Linked DNA regions of Homo sapiens: region 1 is linked to region 2. Evidence: chromatin loops called from intact Hi-C (ENCODE). Cell type or tissue: OCI-LY7. All regions are shown on one strand. Links, peaks and the distances in the headings refer to the core of each region. The heading gives the core; the rest is flanking DNA.

Region 1 (2,913 bases), core at 284-2,783, 640 kb before region 2:
AGTTGATTTTAAAATGATGTCACCTTGGTTCTCCTGTGCTCCTATTTCTCTAACAGCTTTATTATATATTTCTTAGGCTGGGCACAGTGGCTCACACCTGTAATTCCAGCAACTTTGGGAGGCCAATGCTGGCAGATCACTCGAGCCCAGGAGTTTGAGACCAGATCCAGCAACACAGCAAGACCCTATCTCTACTGAAAATTCAGAAGAGTTAGCCATGCATGGTGTTGTGCACCTGTAGTCCCGGCTACCCAGAAGGCTGAGGTTGGGAGGATTGCAAGAACCCAGGAGGTCAAGGCTGCAGTGAGCCATGATCATGCCACTGCAGTCAAGCCTGGGTGACAGGAGTGAGACCCTGTCTCAAAAATAAATAAATAAATAAATATTTCTTAAGATTTTTCTACATAGACAATCATGTCTTTTTGAGTGGAGTCAGTCTTACTTACTCCTTTTTGTTTGTTTTGGAGTTTTTTTGAGACAGGGTCTCACTGTGTCACCCAGGCTAGAGTGCAATGGCATGATCTTGGCTCAGTATACCCAGGCTCAAGCAATCCTCCCACCTCAGCCCTCTGAGCTCCTCGGCCTCCCAAAGTGCTGGGTTTGCAGGTTTAAGCCACTGTGCCTGGCCTACTTATTCCTTTTTAATCTCCTTTAATTTCCTTTTCTTGCCTTATTGCCCTGGCTAGAATCTCCATTTTGGTGTTGAAAGGAAGTGCTGATAACAGAATCCTCATCTTCTACTTGAACTTAAGGGGAAAGCACTCAGCCTTTACCTTTAAGTATGATGTTAGCTGACATTTTTTGTAGATCCTCTGCAGGAAAGTATTTTTTTAATTGGCTGTATGGCTGCCCAAATCTATTTGAGGCTTTTCAAGAAAAGAAAGGCGAATGGATATGGGGAAACTTCTTTATGCATTCAGCTCTTTGTCTTAGCTGTGTGATGCTTTATCAGGAAATAGTCATATCTTTTCATTCAAAGATTTAAGTATGGGATGTTGTTGATATTAAATGTGACCATGTGTGATCATCCATCTTTATAAACAGCATGCTTGGGAGGGGCAGGTTTTGCCAGGGAACTAACTCACTCTCAGTCCATTGGGAGGCAGTGTAGCCCATGGTTAGGGATGTGGGCTCAGAGGCCTGGGCACCCTGTTCCAACTCAGCTCTGCAACCTTGTCCAAGTTACTGAACATTTCTGTGTTGCAATTTCCTACCTGCAAAATGAAGATCTTAATAAAATCTACTTCCAGAGCTTCTGAAGACTTAATGAGCAAATACAATTAAGTGCTTAAAACAGAGCCTGTTTTCTGGTGCATTTTTAAGAAGGACTTAGTTGGCATAAGACTGTATTTACACATAGGTTTTCAGTAGCATGTTTATTGCCTGAAGCAAAGAACAGCCATATCATTTTTTAAATCCCCTCCTGGAACCTCGTATTAAGGTTTTTTTAAGATGAGAGAGTTGATTTCTGTTGTTTCACAATATTGTTTGTGCAATACATATATTTTAAAATCTTGTGCATTGCATAGGCAATTAGAGGGTTATAATGGTTGCCAGCAATACTCTCGAAGTTAATGCTGTCTCTGCACTTGGAGGCCGAGCCAGAATTTGACCTTCTGATGCGTTCATTTTGACCACTTGACAGCAGAATGGTGTGTAGAGCCTATACTGCTCCTAGGTCAGCCCATCTGGGCGTGAGGATCACTGTGAAGCCCGCAGTTGGCTTCAGCCTCTTATTTCCTACCAATAAACTCTAATTCAAGGGGACAGAGGCTTCTCAGTCAGTTGCTTTCCTATTCTAGGAATGCTGCCTTTCCATCAGCATGCCCCAAGACCTGGGTGCTCTTCTTCCTGCCTGGGGCGGGTCTGGAGGTGGGGCCAGGGAGCCTCTTGCCAGCAGGGGTGAGGTTACACTGAGCCTGCTCCAATGTCCTGCAACAGCACCAAGATATTGACATATAAGGAAGAGCACTTGGGAGCTGGCTGGTAGGCCTTCAAGGGGCCTTTCCTCTTCACTTGAACTTGTTGTGGTTTTTTTTCCTTTTTCCTCATACTCTGAGGGGTGCAGTTGTAGCCAGCTTTGCACAGGGCTTTCTGCAAAGTTTCCCACCTGAAGTCCCTTCTTCAGGCAGGGGTCTGCATTGCACAGCCAGTTAGTTTTCTGTCCCTGGTTTTCTTTTGATCAGGCCAGTGAAAAACTTACTCTACACATTGAGTTTAAAAAAAAAAAGCAATTAAAAAGTGCCCTTGATTCTATTTGGACACATGTGCACAGTGTTTTATTCTTCTCTGCCTCCCATGCAATGGTGGGGGATAGTCGGTGCATGATTAGGAGGTTAAACCATATTAACTGGGATTTCCTGGTGTTGTCCTTTACAGTGGAATGGGTAGAGCTTCAGCATCTCCTTCCAGAACTTCCAGAAGTGTCTGGCCAGCTCTTGTCCTCCCCCTGCCAAGATGTTCTGCTGCAGGCTGTTCCCTGAGAGTTGCATGCATCTGCCACACCCTTTCAGTTGTAATTGTGACACCAGTGCAGAGAGATATCAATTCAGGGAGCAAAGCAGACATTATCCTTTCCCTCGATTGTCATGAGATGCCCCAGTTAGGTGTGGATCCCGAGGCACCCATGACATTGTCCTCCAAACTGTGCCTGCGGCCCCAGGTGATGTTGCTAAATTATACATGGGTAGAGGCTTTCAGCAGCGCTGTTTTTCCACCGGAGCACAAAGCACTGTGTTACAGCAGGGATTTTACATGTGGATCTCCAGGCCCCGCAGAAACCGCAGAGCTGCAGGGAAGCAAGTAACTATTTAACTGAGAGGGCACGTCAGGGTGTGAGTTAAATACAAATGAGAAGCAGATACATTGAGTGTAACTTTCTATTTGAGTTATTTCCTTGAGCACAAAAAAAAA
Region 2 (2,913 bases), core at 305-2,804:
TTCCTGAGTGACACCAAGAACCCTCCTGGGCTAAGCCCCAACTTGGGCGCTCGCCTGTGCTGCATCCATTTGATTTCTGCCTGCCTTAGGTTTTCACTCCAAATGGATTGTGGCTAAGACACCAAGTCTATCATTATGTTCCACTGCAAATCTGAGGCTACACAAAGAAACAGTGAATACATGTACGTGTGTGTGTGTGTGTGTGTGTGTGTGCGTGTGTGTGTGATTTATTCTGAGGTATTGGCTCACACATTATGGAACCTGAGAAACTCCATGATCTGCCATCAACAAGCTGGAGACCCAGTGGTGTAATTCAGACCGAGTCCCAAGGCCTGAGAACCCAGAGAGCTAATGATATACATCCCAGGCCGAGGGTGGAGAAAATGAGTTGAGATGCCCCAGCTAAAGCAGTGAGGTAGAAAAGAGGCAAGTTCCTCCTTCCTCTGTCTTGTGTTCTGTTCAGGCCCTCAGTGGATTGAATGGCACCACCCACACTGGGGAGAGAGGTCTCCCTGACAGAGTCACTGATTCAAATACTAACCTCATTCTGAAACACCCCACAGACACATCCAAGAGTGTCCTGCGACCCACACAAATTCACATGTAAAACTAACCATCATGAGAGCAAAGAACCAAACTTGCATGACTGGAGTAGACCACGCGCATGGCCAGGCAGCAGTGGTGGAATCCCTGTGCCCGCTTTTGACATTGCTGAGTTTCTTACTGGCCTGATCCAAGCTGCACACTTGATTACAGAGCATGACCAAAAACAAAAAAATACATTTATTCACCCCCTAAGTCACATAACACAGGTGACCTAGGACAGGTGCTCCCCACCATTGAGGGCCCTGCTCTCCCACCCAACTTACTGGATTTTTGTGATTCAGAAAAGAAAAAGTGAAAGATTTGATTTTTCTGTTTACTTTGCATTTATTTGCCATGGAATAAAGGCAATATACATGTATTGATGACAGTTTGGAAAACATTAAAAATTACTTTCAAAAAGCATGGAAAATCCATCCCTAGTTTGACCATCAGTAAACAAGCACAGTTAACATCTTGGCATTCCCGCCCTTTTTCAAGGTGTGTGTGCGCTTGATGAGGGGTGTGAGGAGGGTTGCTTTTTTTGTTGTTTTTGTTTTTTTTTTTAATATAATCAAGCTCAATTTCTCTAAATCAATTTTGATTTTTTTTTAATTTAAACTCCATTCACAAGCATTTCTAAACCATTAAATATAAAATAGCACCCATCCATTTAGTCTGTTCACAACTTTGTGCTGGGCACCTACTAGTTGTCAGGCACCAGCTGGGGACACAGAGGTGAACAAGACAGAAAAGTCCCACCCGTACGTCTAGAAGTGAAGGTGGACATTAAACACTCACCATAAACCAAGGGAGGGCTGAGTCAGGGGGCCAAGAACACGGAGAATGAACGCTGAGGGCGACTGTCCCGCCTGTGCGGCTGCTGGTCACCCTCTGTGAGGTCAGCCTTTCCACTGCACTGTGCCCACTCTGCGTGTGACATGCTGCCTTGGTTTTAGAGCAAATGGAAATTTAAGTGTATTTAGTTATGAGAACTTGCAAGGTTGTTTTAAAACACCCTCTTGTGGTAACAGAAGGGGATCTAAGATGTCTCCAGAGTTTTGGTCAACAGATCAACCCATTGAAAAACCATGACGAGCCCCGCAAAAGTGCCTCCCGCTGCATCACCACTCTCCTTCAGCTCAAAGGCTGTGGCCAGAGGAGGGGGCTTGGGGTGCAGGTCCTCCCTGGGAGGGACAGCCCATATGAGGCTGCGGCACAGCCTTCAGATCACGTCCACCTCCAGCACAGAAGGCCATTGAGGTGTCCGTCAGGAAGTGCTCTGTGACTTGACGGACACATATTTGTGAATACAGAGCAATCAGGAAATATGCCCTGGCTTGAGTGCAGCCTCAATTCTGACATTTCATCCTCAGCAACACAGCTTCAGAGAGGCGGGCCTGCCTGTGTGGCAATAATAATAGTATATGATAATGCACACGCTGGGGCCTGGGCTGACATTGCAGGCTGGGCCCTGTGCTGAGAACTAAGCATTTTTCAGAGATCTAATTTAACAGGAGCAAAGGTGGCTAGCAGACCTACGGGGGCAGCTTCCCTAATCAACCTTTTCACACCCCAAAAGGTAAACACCTATGCATTAGTACAACTTAACCCAACAGCTAACTAGGACAGCATGCCCAGAGCACCTCTATTTTAAAAACAAATTGTGCATGTTAATAATTTTAAGTAAAGCTGAAATTTTTAAATTAACTTTTTAAATTTGTTTTTCGTTTCAATTGCTCTAAACCAGGCATGGGCCTGGGCATGGAATGAGCATTTCACATTTATAGACAAGTCTGAACTCGACAGTGATCTATAAATAAACTTTTTAAACTGGAGGTCCCAGCCACCTGCACAATGCAGCTGTGGCCTTATGCACAGACACTAACCCCAGCCCCCAGCTCCCAGCCCCCACCTCTTGGCAGCTAGCAGCCAACATCGTCTTCTTGGGGAAGAGACTTAGGACGCATTGGAAGATCTCCACAAGGCAGGGCACGGGGAGAAACTTGGCTAAAGAGAGAAGCAGTGGTGGTACTGGCGATGAAGAGGGCAGGCAGGTCGCCCCTCTCCTCCACAGTGTGACTCTCAGGCCTGCTATGGACAGAGGGAAGGGGCCACCTGCCTGCCAGTCAGAGTGGCTCGCCTTGCTGATCTTCAGTGCTGCTCCTTGGGTCAGCTGTAGGATGAGAATTACTCTACCTGGGCTTGAAGATACCATTCTCTTCTCCTCAGACTCATTTGTGAAGCAGAGTTTAACATGTGGCAGCTATTCCTTCTTCTTTTTTTAATTAATGGAATAACCATCATGTTTCAAAATGTTCCAAGACACAG

Evidence for each region. Peaks named below come from ENCODE experiments on the same cell type or tissue, not always from the same donor. Only the 100,000 strongest peaks of a DNase experiment are listed, where the experiment ranks them.
Region 1: it touches region 2 in a loop (2.7-fold over the local background); 2 of 110 quality-filtered maps call a loop at or near these places.

Annotation. Positions count from the first base shown.
Region 1 is chr2:111,027,828-111,030,740 of GRCh38, forward strand. All of the region lies in intron 14 of ACOXL (acyl-CoA oxidase like), which reads left to right. Among named protein-coding and RNA genes, the nearest start is that of ACOXL-AS1, 86 kb to the right of the region's middle. In OCI-LY7, for the core only: CTCF peaks have their summits at 1,087 and 1,290; a DNase peak (open chromatin) is centred at 1,094.
Region 2 is chr2:111,668,458-111,671,370 of GRCh38, forward strand. No RefSeq gene overlaps it. Among named protein-coding and RNA genes, the nearest start is that of MIR4771-2, 100 kb to the right of the region's middle. In OCI-LY7, for the core only: a CTCF peak has its summit at 1,621 (motif pointing left); DNase peaks (open chromatin) are centred at 1,614, 2,024 and 2,454; H3K4me3 peaks cover 1,803 bases; H3K27ac peaks cover 2,399 bases.